Linked DNA regions of Mus musculus: all the other regions are linked to region 2. The links are chromatin contacts, found by POLR2A ChIA-PET in ENCODE. All regions are on one chromosome and are shown on one strand. Each heading gives the region's core, a stretch centred on a gene start or an enhancer-like site at or near the end of the contact. The rest is flanking DNA. Distances are from core to core; before and after follow the strand shown.

Region 1 (4,828 bases), core at 49-2,548, 320 kb after region 2:
AAGAGACTGAGGTAGGAAGATAACCTGAGGCCAGGATCTGAGGCCAGCCTGGGACACAAAGATTCCTCTCAATGGCAAGTAAATAAAAACAGCCAGGCATGATGTCTCACACCTGCAAACCCAGTATCAAGGTGGAGGCATCTGGATTGCTAAGAATTACAGACCAGCTTGGACTACTTAATGAGTCTAGTCCAGGCTGATTCGGACTTCCATGAGACTTTTTGTCTCAGAAAACCTAAATACGTAAAAAGAAGATTTAAAGTTAACATGTGGTTTGCCTTGTGGCCATCCAAATTGTATAATTCATATTCATTCATTCATTTTCTCTCTCTCTCTCTCTCACACACACACACACACACACACACACACACACACACCCAGGTACAAGAATCGCGGATCTTCGTGAGCTCAAGGCCAGCCTGGTCTAAATGGCGAGTTAAAAGGCCAGCCAAGGCTCCAGGGTAAGACCCTGACTTAAAATGGAAAAGCGAAACAAAACCAAAACCGAAACAAAACAAGGACCGTTTTTGCCACACGTATAATCGAGAGCACAAGTGACAAGTGCCAGGGATGAGCGCAACCCCCAATTCCAAGTCGCGGTGCTCCAGGATACTGGACCTAGGGACAGACCTGCGGAGACAGCGGCTCGGCGGCTGATGGTACACCTCCGAGCCCCGGCCCGGGGAGCTCTGCCAGATCCCCGGCGTCCTTCCCGCTCTGTCTCCGCTCAAGGCTCTACGTCGCGAAAGGAAGCCCCGCGCGCCGCGGACCAACGGTGCCGCGGGCGTTAAGAGCCCCGCCTTCCCGAGCGCTCGGAAACGGCCGCGCGCCTGCCCAGAAAGAACGGCGCACTCGAGAGCGCTGACCAGAGAAGGGCCTTGCTGAGGCCGGACCACGCGCCGAGCCACCGACCGGTCCCCTCTCAGCGCCGCCCGGCCCCTCGGCCCCGCCCGCCCACGACAAAGCGCCGCCGCGGCCTGGGCCCGCCGCGACGCCAGCAGCAGCAGCACCGCTAAACACAACCGCTCGGCACGCCGCCGTTGCCGCCTACCACCCACCGTCCCGCCTCTCACCCGCTGACGCTATCCCGTTCGCTTGCACCGCGAGCAAAAGCCGCGCTCCGCCGCGTCAGGACAGCCGGGAGGCTCGAGCGCGCCGCAGCCGCTCGGCACATCCGGGTCCACGGGCACAGGAAGTAGCAGCGCCGGTGCTACGGCGCGCGGCGAGGGACTAACGGTACCTATCCTGTAGGGCCGCTCGCAGCCGCGCGGGGTCGCCTGAAGCTGAGGCGCTGCTGACGGCGGAGGCAGGACCGAAGCGGCTTCTTAAGCAGGCGGTTAGGGGCGGAGCTGTATGCAGGAGGTGCGTTGGGCGGAGTTTGGAGAGCGGAGAGCCACCTCAGGGCCGCCTCCGAAAGGCCTCATCCGTACGAGGCGGGACCGCTTCGGACAGGACGAGGGGAGTCGGCGCACGCGCAGGGAAGGGCTGGGGGGGCTGAGGCGGTGCACGCGGGCTGGGGCGTGGCCTCATGGGTACAAGGCGGAGCCTCAGGCCTCGGGGAAGTTCCGGTAGACTCGGGAAGGGGCGTGGCCTCGTCAGTTGGGGGCGGACCCCGAGTTTCACTCAGTTACGCCACCTGGCGACTCGCTCCAGCGGGGGAGGCTGTTTAGGAAAGCTCGAGCGGACCTGATCGCATCCTCTGGGTGTGCTCCGCCTCCGTGGGAAATAGGGGACTAGCCCTATGAACAAAAAGGCGCCTGAGGCGCAGTGAGCAGAAGTCTGAAAATACATCCAGCATCATTAGACATCACAGAAATGCAAAAGAAACCACGACCCAAGAGGAGGTAAGATTGTAGTACGAGTTTGAAAAAGATTTTATATATATATTTTTTGTTGTTGTTGTTTTGTTTTGTTGTTTTGTTTTGTTTTGAGACAGGGTTTCTCGGTGCAGCCCTAGCTGTCCTGGAACTCACTCTGCAGACCAGGCTGGCCTCAAACTCAGAAATCCACCTGCCTCTGCCTCCCAAATGCTGGGATTAAATAAAGGCATGCACCACCACTGCCCAACAAAAGATTATAATTTTAAAAACACTATAAAAAAAAGGAAGAAATTAACTGAGCTTCGTGGCACAAGCTTGTAATTCAGTGGATCTCAGCCTATGGGTCACATATAAGATATCCGGCATGTCAGATATTTATTTCCATTACAACTTATAGCAGTAGCAAAATTACAGTTATGAAGTACCAATGAAATATGGTTGGGGGTCACCACAACATAAGGAGCTGTATTAAAGAGTCACAGCATCAGAATGTTTGAGAACCACTGCTATAATCCCAGAACTTGAGGCTGAAGCAGCAAGATCTGGGGTTCATGCTGGCTTCATCCATTCATCATGTTTGAGGCTGTCCTGGAATACATGAGACCCCATCTCAAAATAAAAAACAGGAGGGAAATGTGTTAGGAAGGAGCCAGTGGAAGTTGTAGGGAATAAGGGGAAATGAAGAGAAGGTGGATATGACCAAAACATACATGCATGAAACTCTAAAATAAAGGATCTTTTTAAAAGCTCAAGATAGGGGTTGGTGAAATGGATCAGCAGTTAAGAGCACGGACTGCTCCTCCAGAGGTCCTGAGTTTAATTCCCAGCAACCACAGGGTGGCTCACAACCATCTGTAATGTGACCCAATGCTCTTCTGGTGTGTCTGAAGATAGCTACAGTGTACTCATATACATGAAATAAACAAATCTTTAAAAAAAAAAAAAAAAGTCCAGGATAACTGGAAAGTTGGCTTAGCCATGAGAGGACCTGAATTCAGTTCTCGGAACCCACATCAGGTGGTTCACAACCATTTGTAATTAGCTCCAGATCTGACAACCTCTTCTGGCTTCCACAGGCATTCACATATACACATGACACACACACATACACATGACATACACACAAACACACACACACATTATAATTTTTAGAAACTTACAAGGGTTTCTGAGCACTGCTGCTTTTGCAAAAAAAAAAAATGAGGTTCCTAGCACCCACATTAGGGAGCTTACATGTACACACACTCACACACATACTTTTTTAAAAAAGATTTTATTTGTTTAATTAGGAGTGTGCACGTGTGTCTAAGTGTGGGATATGCATACATGAACGAGTGTCCTCAGAGGCCAGAAAAGAGGGCTGAGTCCTCTAGAGCTAGAATTATAGGTGGGTATAACCTGCACAGCACGGGTGTTGAGAACTGAACTTGGGCCCTCTGTAAGACCAGCAGGCACTTGTAACTGCTAAGCCATCCCACTAACCGCCAAAATAAATTGTCTATAAGTGTTTTGCCTGCCTGAATGCAGCCTGTTGGATCATCTGGAACTGGAGTTACAGATTGTATGGAGCCACTATATTGCTGCTGGAAAGCAAACCCAACTTCTCTGCAAAAAAAAAAAAAAAAAAGGAATACCCATTTTGAGGACATGACCCCTCCCTGCCTCACGGAGCTGTTACTCCTCTAAAACTGCTTGCTCGCCATTCCGAACAAACCAAAAATGCAGGTCATGGGATGAAGCCATCTGTGTAGGTCTAAGGGCCCCATAACACTGACTATGCTAGAGATCTGAGAATGCCTTCACCCATAAAAGGCGAGAGAGGTCTGGGAGGAGTACACTGTGGACTGAAAGGGCATTCCAAACCTAGTGCTGAGTAAGTGGCCGTGGCTGTCCAGGGATGAGGGATACATGGTTAGCACATAAGAAAGGAGACCCAGTGCCGGGCGTGGTGGCGCACGCCTTTAATCCCAGCACTCGGGAGGCAGAGGCAGGCGGATTTCTAAGTTCGAGGCCAGCCTGGCCTACAAAGTAAGTTCCAGGACAGCCAGGGCCATACAGAGAAACCCTGTCTCGAAAAACCAAAAAAAAAAAAAAAAAAAAAAAAGGAGACCCAGAAGGAGGTGAAGAATACTAGGGCATAAAGGTGGGGGCTGCTGACGCACGGTCCCCCTTGAGGTCTCCCAAGAATAGGCAGCATGAAATCACCAGTGTAGCCACTTCAGAGAAAACCGGGATGGTCTCAAAGGACAGGTCCGGATGGAAGGAAGAGAGTATCAGCAGCAGCCGGGAGCAGACTGCTAGTGGCTACATCTACTGCCTGCCCAGCCAACCACACCCCGTGCTGACCTTCTGTGCCTACCCCTCAGCTATCCCGAACACAGCAGTGTTGCACTCATCTCACAGCCAGAAAAGGAAAATAGGCAAAGAATAATTCACTAAGCAAAACATATTTAATAGGAAAAAAAAAATCACTTTTTTTAAAAAGTGCCCTTTCATGCTAAGGTGTATACACACGATGCATGGGCTAAAGTCGGCAGCTGATTCCTGGGATGAGAATTTAATATCCTGAGGTTATGAAGCCAGGCTACATCCACAAGCCAGCCCCCGAATTCTTGGCTCCCCCCCGTCCTGAGTGACAGGCAGGTGCAGAGATTCCAGCCTCAGCACACACAGCAGTGGCAGGATCTACAGTTTCAGTCAGTGTCTCCATCCCCTTCACTGCCCTCCAGGGAACTGGGGACCTGTAGGAAAGGGCAAACAGGAAAAGGACCATGAGACCTAACCTGGAAGCACTCCCATGTGTGGGCCTTGGGAAAAATGAAGGAATCCTGGGTACAGTGCCAAGTGCTTGTTGCTGAGCAAAAGCACTGGTGGGGCACACTCCTTTAATCCCAGCACTTGGGAGGCAGGGGCAGGAGGATTTCTGAGTTCGAGGCCAGCCTGGTCTACAAAGTGAGTTCCAGGACAGCCAGGGCTACACAGAGAAAACCTATCTTGGGAAAAAAAAA
Region 2 (4,985 bases), core at 451-2,950:
TGGTACCATGGCTGCAAAGTAGGGGCTTTAGCATACTGTCTGGCTGTGTCATTATCATCACTAAGGCAGAAACCCCGAAGCCTTCGTGTCTTCTTAGCACATCAGCACCAGACACAATACAACACACCCCACAAAATCATCTTAGTTTAGGATCTTTGGCTTGGGCCTATAACTCATCTCATATTCCCCAGAAGACACAAGGGCTGAACACAAAGTGGGACTCGGCCCTGCATGCGAATCAAACAAACCCATCTCAGGGCTACTCATAGTGGCCATCACCAACTGACCCTCAGCTCTACAGACCCGGCAGACCCCAGGGTTAGAATATGAACTTGGGGAAAACTCCATTTAGATATCCAATGACCAATTCCCCTTTCTCAAGCTTGGCCTGAAACTGGGAAATCGCAGGTATCAGTCAGGGCAAGAGTGAATAGGGTCGCAGTAATCCCTGCGACCACAGCCCAGCAGATGAGATGTGGTCCCCAAAGTTTTCACCCAGACAGAGATCTCTGCATTGCTAGGGGTTTGAAGGTTCTGCTAGTGCCCTGAAGGCCTGACCAGCATTTTCAACCACTTGAGTTCCAGAGACACAGTGACTACTCACTCACTCACTGACCATTTCTCTCACTTCCTTCTCTTCTACTAACCTGAGTTCAGGTCGGAAGGACACTTTGCTCAGCAAATACTGTGCACGACAACTCAGTCAAACACGTAGTATTCTTAGCAAATCTATTACCTATACCCATGCAATGATCACCAAGAAGGGTTTGCCAGTTGACTCCCGGTTCCCTCCAAAGAACCCTTAAGAGATCATAGGACAGGAAGAATCCCAAGTGTCCATTTTATCGTCGCTGCCTCCCCGAGGCCCAACAATGTCCAAATCCCCAGCTGGTCCCGGACGCAGCGATAACTTGGCAACAAGTAACGATCGCTGCAAAGCCCGCTTAGGTGGCGTGGTTTAAGTCCTCCCACACACCCCTCACTCCAGGTCCTCTTCCTGGCAAGGTTGCAGCGCGGGGCCAGGAGGCATACGTATGCGTTTCCTTGGTCCCGGGTCTGGCCTTCCAGCCCACCTACCTCCAGGGCCTCCAGGGTGCTGAAGCTGGCTATAGCGAAGCCGTCAATAACCTCCTCCTCCTGCGAGCTGGACTCGCGGCGACGGCGCCGCGGGGGGCGCGCAGCGCGCAGAGGCGTAGGGCGCTGAGGCGGCGCGCCGTGGAGTCCCGCGTTCTCCTTGCCAGGACTGGGCTCTGGCTCCTCACCCGACGACGGGCTCTGGGCGCGGGCGTCCCGGGCGGCTTCCCGACGCCGGCCGCGATCTCGCTGCGCGCGCGAACGCCGGCTTGGCCGGACCTTGGCCTCCATGGCGGCGCCGCGGCGGTGACCTTGGCGCCCCGCACCGCCTGCTACGCCGTGCCGCCGGGCTGCGAGGGCGCCGCGCGGGCTCGGGGCCGGGGCGGGCTCGGGACCGGGGCGGGCATGCCGGGCGCGGGCTCTCAGCACCGGACGCCGCGCGGGCTAGGACCCCGGGTCCCGCGCATCGGAGTGCGGCGGTCTCTCGGCGACCCTAGACCAGGTCCCCAGGGACACGGCCCATGGCGACCGGCGGGCAGCGGCAGAAGGCGGCGGGTGGCGGAGCTTCTGAGCACCGGGACCGTGAGGCAGACACAGTAGTGGCAGCGACCAGAGCGGATAACAACTGACGCACTTCCGCCGGGCCGGAGTGCCAGAGGAAGCGGGCGCAGCTGGGGGAGGCTGACCCGTCGACTCCGCCCCACCCTGGCCCCGCCCTGACCCCGCCCTTCCGGACTAAATGGCTCTGCGCTGAGCGGGCCCTCGCCCTTTCACGTTAAGCCCCGCCCCCGAAAGGGGGGAAGCTTTCCCTTTGCTCCGCCCCTGCAACAGGCCACACCCGTTTGCGCACAGCTCTTTAGAATTCCGACCCCCCGACCCTGTCAGATCACGCCCCATTCTTCCCGGCTCCACCTCTCTTGTCTACGCTTTCTCAGTTCCTTAAGCCCCGCCCTTGCCTTCCGGTCCTGCTCACCTGTGCAGGTCGCTGAGCCTAGTCATGGTCAGATCCCTCCTACTTCATGCCTCGCCTTGTTGACCACGCCTACTAGGCAATTAGTGCTCGCCTACAAGTACTGCCCAGCCACCTACAGCGAGTTTGTGGCGATCAGCGCCTCCCCTTCCGCCCTTCCCGTAGGAGGTGATGGGTCTATGCACCTACAGTAGCTTGGGGCAAACTGAGTGGAAGCACGTGAGAGAGAGTAGGTAGGTTGGTGCTGGGGGCTCACTGTGCTGAAGTCCTAGAGGCAGCGCGTACGTCATCGTCCACCTGCAAGCCCTCAAGCCCAGTTTCACTCTGGTCCCCATGCAAAATTAGGTAGCGCCCTGAAAACCAAACCCTCCAGTCTCAAGTAGTCTTTCCTTAGAGACCTGCCTACACTAGTCCAAGGACTTGGGGACCGCCGATAGGAAGTACAAAACTAGACAAAACCGTGAGTTTCCTCAGCAACTTCCCCAGTTGGGATGCCCTGGAGCTGGGCACGAAGTCTCAGCAATTCCTCCAGTGAGAACATTTGACATGAAGAGAAGGGAGGTGTCACAGCTTGGGCATTGGGCACTGAGTGAAAAGTGACATTGAGCCATGCCTACATCTGGGCAGCAGAGGCCCTGAAAGGAAGCAGACACGACTGAAGAATGCCCCTGGACAGGACCTCAAGTGCACATTTTCTGGCTCCTGAGATGGCCACAGGCTCTCTGCCAAGACGTCCCTTGGGGCATCTGGGAACGTGGCCTATCATCCACAAGTGTGCTCTTTCACTTAACAACACGGGGACCAACACACCTGCCAGCCTACCTGCCAGCCTTCCCTCTTCTTCCCATTCCAGATTTTATTACAAAACTACTCAGAGCTAGCATCTAACTAGCTAAAGAACCCTGTTGGAAAGACGCAGAACCAAGGCAGCTCCTCATTCCTGCTAACTGTTCTCTTTTAGACACCTCCTCCTGAGACCACCCCACTCCCAGCTTGTGGGGAGTTTCACTCTAGGTCAACCCTTTTCCACTCCAAGAACAACGACTGAGACCCGATTTTTGAAGTTTTCAACAGAAATAAAAGGTATCCTTGCTTACCAGTTATCTTAGTCAGGGTTTCTATTCCTGAACAAACATCATGACCAAGAAGCAAGTTGGGGAGGAAAGGGTTTATTCAGCTTACACTTAAATCACCAAAGGAAGTCAGGACTGGAACTCAAGCGGGTCAGAAAGCAGGAGCTGATGCAGAAGCCATGGAGGGATGTTCTTTACTGGCTTGCTCAGGCTTGCTCAGCCTGCTCTCTTATAGAACTCAAGACTACCAGTCCAGGGATGGTCCCACCCACAAGGGGCCTTTCCCTCTTGATCACTAATTGAGAAAGTGCCTTACAGTTGGATCTCATGGAGGCATTTCCCCAACTGAAGCTCCTTTCTCTGTGATAACCCCAGCTGTGTCAAGTTGACACAAAACTAGCCAGTATACCAGCTCTCCCTTGTTCTCAAATGCATTGCCTCAGTGAAAGGCAGGGGCTCCAGAGACCAGGTTAGGTCCAGGACCTTTCTTTCTGGGTTTCTTCCCAATTTCCTTACCTCTCCTGGGATTAAAAACTCTGTTAATTCATTTCCAACTTAGAGACTAGTCATGGCCTCCCTGGAGGAATGGGACTCTAGCTCAGTTGTTCCCTAGAGGAGGCTATGGAAAGACATCTGTACTGATTCTCTCCCACAGGACACAGGGAGGGAGGGAGGGAGGCCTAAGAGGGGCTGGAACACGCTTCATTTGCCTAAGCTGTAAACTGGGCTCATTTGCTTCCATGTAGAGGGCCATTTTTGATGACCCAAGTGTTCACTCAGGTTGGCAAGGACTTGCTAAAGTTTCTGATGCAATTTATACTTGTTTCTTTTTTTTTTTTTTTTTTGGTTTTCCAAGACAGGGTGTCTCTGTATAGCTCTGGCTGTCCTGGAACACACTCCGTAGACCAGGCTGGCCTTGAACTCAGAAATCTGCCTGCCTCTGCCTCCCAAGTGCTGGGATTAAAGGCATGCGCCACCATTGCCTGATTTATACTAGTTTCTTAGTGGAAATGATAATCCTATCTACCTGTAGGTGGAAACCCCACCAACATAGGGACTCTCCAAAACAAACAAACAAAAAACAAAAACAAAAACCAAACAGCTGCTTCCCACACACTGGTCTACATCCCAGGCCTTTGCCTGGTTCCCTGCAGCTCTGATCCTCACCTGTTCCTCCTTTGGTTGAGGTTATCAGGGCCCCCCTCCCCTCCATTATAAGGGAATACAGGTCACTTCTGTGAGCTCTTAGTTTTATAAAGATATGTACAGAAATGCTCGGGAGAAGCCGGGCATGGTGGCACACGGCTTTAATCCCAGCACTCGGGAGGCAAAGGCAGGCGGATTTCTGAGTTCGAGGCCAGCCTGGTCTACAAAGTGAGTTCCAGGACAGCCAGGGCTACACAGAGAAACCCTGTTTCAAAAAACCAAAAAAAAAAAAAGAAAGAAAGAAATGCTCAGGAGAAAGCTTGAGGACATTTTATTAGAGTGTGAGAAGGATGGGCTAGCTAGACATCCCGACAGCAGCTGGGAGAAGGAACCTGGGTAAGAGGAAAGTCAAGAAAGTCAAGCTTTCAATTGAGTAAGAAGGCAGGCTCAGCAGTGGGGGTGGACAAGCAGCTGCACTTCAGTTGGAGTCAGAATAACAGAGTGTCGGGGTAAGTAGGCTTAGAATTCTGACCCACTAAAGAAGGGGGGGGGGGGTAAAGAAAACAGTCTTTTTGAGGTAAGAATACAGAAAAGAGAACAAGCTTAGCAGCAATGATCTGTAAACAATTGGATCCCGGGAGAGACTTCTGGTGTCTATAAACTGATGTCTCCAGTTCAGGTCTTGTCAGGTTCATTTGAATTAACTCTCTACTACTGTCTCG
Region 3 (4,939 bases), core at 1,270-3,769, 360 kb after region 2:
GTGTCATGAGGTGAAGGACCCTGCATCCTAGGGAGAGGGCAGGGACTTGGCAAAGGAAGCCACAGCATGACCAAAACTGGGGGAAACAACAGATGTCCTTAATCAGGTGTCTCAGCTAGATGAAGCAAGCAGAACAAGTGGAAACCTGAGGGGGACAGGCCGCAAGTCTGCAGTGAACCTAACTGTTATCCGTTCAGTTCCAGTGAGGCCTTTATGGGAATGCCCTGGCAGGGGACTGTGGATCTGGAGGGGATCTCAAGGTGCAAAGGGGCCCAGAATCTGACCCTAGGAAGGTCATGCCATCTAACTCAGCCCTGGGTCCTTTAAGAAGCACATACTGTGTGTGCCGTTGGGGCCCTTCCTACAGCACTGGGGACAGGGAGAGAAAGCAGCAGTGGGGAAGGGTAGGAAAGGCAGGCTGCAGAGGGGGCAACCTCTAAAACCCAGAACACCATGTTTCCAGCTGTTGCCAGGTACTCCCTGTCACACAGGACTTTGGCCCGGCCCACATGTCACCTCATGACAAGTCACAGCCCTCAAGGTAAAGTTGGAAGAGGAGCAGGGGAGGAAGGAAGGGGAGGAGGCCACCAAAACACAGCTAGCTGCCTGCTGGGAACTTCCCTCAGCCAGGGCTGGTCCCGTGGCCCCAGTAAACAGGTTTCAAAATCATTAGTCAGCACTTTGCTGGGGACCAGTACCTAGGGTTCCCGGTCCCCACACGAGCGCATCCAGGGCCTCCAGCCCCTGCCACCACTGGGCTGGGGGGCTTGGAGGGCAGCACAGAAGCTGGCTGGTCAGCTGGCTTGCTCATTCAGGCAGCCAATTCTGAGGTGGCGGTAGCAACCTCCCGCCGGCCGGATGAGTGGGCCCAGCCCCAACTGCCGGCTAGAAGGAATCTCCAGCAACCCCTCCCCCTTCCAGCCTCTGACGCAGGAGTGGGCTGGCCAATGCCAGGCCGCTGAAGCAATGTCAACAAACAAACCCGCCAGCCCAGACAGGTGGGCCTGCCCGGAACCCCATTCTCAGTAAGGGCCACTGGGTCAGACATCACAGTGAAGAAAGGGTCTTTGGCACCAGGGTACGCTGAACCCAAACAATGTAAACCAGGCAATCGCCAGAGATTCAACATTAGTGTTGATGGCCGCCTTCCTTCCCATGCAGGCAACATATAAGCTAGAGAGGTCCCCAGAACCTAGGAAAAGCCAGGAAAAACTTGGACCAGAGATGAGGTCTCCCTGGCCCTAAGTGGCCTCACAGTAGGACAAGCGTGAGACAAGGCATTCAGAACCCAGCTCCTTTCACCTAAACCAAATACTAATCTAAAGCCATCATCTGCCCTCAGGGGGGCTCCAGCCCCAGGCAACCTAGGTCCTGAAGCAACAGTGGATGGGACAAGGGCAAGAATAGATTTACCCCTCCCCCAAGCCCAACGCTGAGCCTTACCTGGAAGTCATACAGCGCCACGATGTTTTCGTGCTTTAGTTCCTAGGACACAAATCCAAGTTTCTCATGAGCAAGAAAAGAGCTGACCCACCCTCTCCCCCTCCCCCGAGGCGCTGGCTCACCTTCAGGATTTTGATTTCCTTTCCCAGCAGTGTTTGGGACTTGGCAAGGTTCTTCTTGTTAATGCATTTGACGGCCACCTCCAGGTCGTGCTTCTGAAAAGCCAAACGTGAACCTTCAGGGTTGAAAACAACCCCCCCTCCTGCTCCCCACCAAGCAGGGAACACAGAGATGGCTTAGGGTGGCTGTCCCAAGGGTCTTGGAATGGGAGGCTGCCAGAGGCAGACAGATAGTGAGTGTCTGTCAGCCGGCCTGGAATTTAAGTCCCAGGATGGAGTCCCAGGTTAGGTTCTCAGAACTGGTCTGACTTCGGGGCTAGGTAGGGAATCCTGTGCTGGCTGGCGTCTCCAGTTTTCTGGAGCTAGAGTAGCAGGTGGGTTTCCCGGGCTGGGGGGTCCTTAATTGGGTCCCTCTACGGATTACCGGAGGTAAGGTGTCCCTTGGGCTGGGAGTCCGGGATTGCGAGGCCTCCGCGGGAGCCTCACCCACCTCGCGGTGTCGACCCTTGAAGACCACCGCGAAGGCGCCGTGTCCAATCAGGTCCTTGCGAGAGAACTCGAACTTGCCCACGGTCTCGACGCCGCCGCGGCCCGGCTCCATAGCGCGCGCGGGCCGGGGGCGCGAGCCCGGGCTCGGGCCCCGGGGCGGCGCTACGGGGTGCGCTGGGCTCAGGCGGAGGCCGGCGGGCCGCGTACGCGGGGACGGAGGCGCGGGCTCATCGCCAGGGCCCCGTGCCCCATCGGGCAGGCCTGAGCCGGGTCCCAGTCCCACAGGCCGGCGGACGGAGGGGCGCGCTCCCTCGGCGTCCTCCTCGGTACCCTCCCGGCGCTGACAGTCGGGACCCGGTCCGACTCGGGACTCAGCTCTGACACACTCCAGCTCCAAGTCCGGGCCTGACTGACGATGCGGCTCGGAGCCCCGCAGGGAAACAAAAGATCCGCGGCACCCGGGCCTCGGAGCCCGAGGTGCCGGCGCAGCCGCACTGCGTGGAGGCGGGACGATGGGCGGGGCCTGCGGAGCTCAAGACCTCTTAGGCGGCGGAGCTGGCAATGGGCGGGTCCGAAATGAAGGACACCTCGTGGGTGGTAAGGCGGGGCGGGGCTTAGTTTGGGTGGTGCCTCGATGGGCCCAGCCCTATACTGGGCGGGACTTGAGAGAGGAGGCAGGATATGGGCGGGGCCGGAGCAGACTGGGCATGTCAATGTCAGAACTATCTCTGGTTGTGGCTCCTCGCTCTGCCCTAGGCATTTTTTTATTTACTTATTTTATTCATATGTATATGTGTGTGCCTACAGGAGTTTATATGCACCGTGTATGTGTATATAAACACGTGAAACATTCATATTAAACATGTATGTGTCGGGTCCTGGAATTGGAGTTTCAGGCAGTAATGAGCTGCCATGTGGAAACTGGTAACCAAACCAGGAGAGCAGTAGATGCTCTTAATAGCTGAGCCATCTCTCCAGCTCTGCCCTACGTACTTCCTACCACTTGTTTTGTTTTGTTTTGTTTTGTTTGTGCTTTCTTTTGGAGAAGTCGAGATAGGATTTCTTTGTGTATCCCTGCCTGTCCTGGAACTCACTCAGTAGAACTGGCTGGCTTCAGACTCAGAGATCTGCCTGCCTCTGCCTCCTGAGAACTGGGGATTGAAAGTTTTTTAACTGAGTCTTCTCACATTGTAGGCCCGACTGGTCTCGAACTTGCTTTGTCTCTTTGTAGATCGTGCTGACCTCAAACTCACAGATATCCCTCAGCCTCTTCCTCCTGAGTATTGGAATTAAAGGCAGGTGCCACCACATCCATTTTCTCTCTTTTATTACATTTGCTTATTCTGTATGTGGGGACGGAGACTTGAGAACATGGTCATGTGAAGGTCAGAGGAAAATGTAAAAGATGTTTCTGTCTACTTTGTGACTCTTAACATTAAATTCAGGTTGTCAAACTTGGCAACAAGGTCTTTTATCCTTGGAGCCATCTCACCGAAGGCATCAGTTTTCCTTCATTTATTATTTTACTTAACTTTTGTTGTTAGAGGGGAAGTTTGAGGCAGGGTTTCCTGTAGTCCAGGCTATCCCAGAGCTCATCACATAGAATAGCCGTGAGCTGCTGATTCTCCTGCAAATGCTGGGATTATTTATAGCATGGGCATTTGGTTTGCCTCAGGTGTTTTTCTTGCCTGTCTGGTCACATGGGAACTGCATGGGCATGTTGGAGCACTTGATGTATACAAACATTGTCATTTGGGGAGGGGTATATTGCCATGTTGACCCAATGCCAAATCAAAGGCTCTGTGTGTGTGTGTGTGTGTGTGTGTGTGTGTGTGTGTGTGTGTGTTGTCGCACATACCCATTCTGAGTCTCACCATATGAAGGATGACATGGGCATGTTTGAGCTCATGATACTTATGACCACAGTCATTTGGGGAGGAGGTGTGCAATGTGGGCAATTTTGTTCACATGCCATTTTTGAGCCCAATAACACAGGGAAATGTGTGAGCATGTGTGCACACATGCCCTATTTCAATCTGGTCCTAGATTATTCACCCTCAAGCCATTTCCTAGCCCACTCGCATACCATGGGGGTGGGGAATGTCCATTGTTGTGTTTTATAAAAAAAGAAAAGAAAAGGAAAAAGGAAACCAGGGAGCCAGGGATATGTCTAGTAGAGGCATGGTATGATGAGGTGGAAGGGGCTGCTTCTGCAGGCCCATGCTGAGGCAGCCCTTCACACCACCACCACCACCACCCCCCACCATACCAGCCATACCAGCCACAGGATCGTATCATATAGAATAGAGTGTATTTAGGACATGGGGAGGGGAGTTGAGGGGGTAGTAGAGACAGAGAAAGGCAGAGAGAGAGAGAGAGAGAGAGAGAGAGAGAGAGAGAGAGAGAACAACCATGAACATGTAGAGAGAGAGGGGGAGGAGAATGGGGAGAGAAGGGACAGAGAGAGAAGAGGGTAATAGAGTAAGAGCAAGAAGAGATCGAGAGCAGCGGGCAAGCAGCCCCTTTTGTAGAGTCAGTCATACCTAACTGTTGCCAGGTAACTGTGGGCAGAGCCTAGAAGAAATGCTAACAGCCACAATGGCCCACATGCCTATATTGAGGCTGGTAATATGGTAGTGTGGGGGACTGCATGGGGGTGTTAGAGCACTTGATATTTACAAGCCTGTCATTTGCAGGGTGGATGAGACTGCTATTCCAGAAGATAGTCATATGGTAGGTGACTAGGCATGATGGCCACATGTCATCTCTGAACCCATTCATATACATAGATGAATGGGCATGTTGGCTGACATGCCATTTACAATGGGATAGATATATGGTATGTTTGCCCACACACCATTTCCAAACTGGGTCAGGTGGTGGGTATA

Evidence for each region. ChIA-PET counts read pairs that join two places held with the same protein, here RNA polymerase II (POLR2A).
Region 1: POLR2A ChIA-PET joins it to region 2 with 18 read pairs in embryonic stem cell. The contact joins the promoter of Ep400 here to the promoter of Fbrsl1 in region 2. POLR2A ChIA-PET finds 5 or more read pairs at or near these places in 3 of 5 experiments (Patski and embryonic stem cell).
Region 3: POLR2A ChIA-PET joins it to region 2 with 17 read pairs in embryonic stem cell. The contact joins the promoter of Ulk1 here to the promoter of Fbrsl1 in region 2. POLR2A ChIA-PET finds 5 or more read pairs at or near these places in 3 of 5 experiments (Patski and embryonic stem cell).

The regions. Positions count from the first base shown.
Region 1 is chr5:110,769,419-110,774,246 of GRCm38, forward strand. It overlaps Ep400 (E1A binding protein p400), which reads right to left and starts at 1,299. Exons shown (of 52, transcript NM_029337.2): 1 at 1,074-1,299. It overlaps Gm15559 (predicted gene 15559), which reads left to right and starts at 1,531. Exons shown (of 2, transcript NR_152254.1): 1 at 1,531-1,844. Pus1 (pseudouridine synthase 1) reads right to left here. Exons shown (of 6, transcript NM_019700.4): 6 at 4,249-4,561. The coding sequence ends at 4,514.
Region 2 is chr5:110,446,803-110,451,787 of GRCm38, forward strand. It overlaps Fbrsl1 (fibrosin-like 1), which reads right to left and starts at 1,701. Exons shown (of 19, transcript NM_001142642.1): 1 at 1,078-1,701. The coding sequence starts at 1,365.
Region 3 is chr5:110,807,562-110,812,500 of GRCm38, forward strand. It overlaps Ulk1 (unc-51 like kinase 1), which reads right to left and starts at 2,520. Exons shown (of 28, transcript NM_009469.3): 1 at 2,053-2,520; 2 at 1,566-1,658; 3 at 1,444-1,485. The coding sequence starts at 2,163.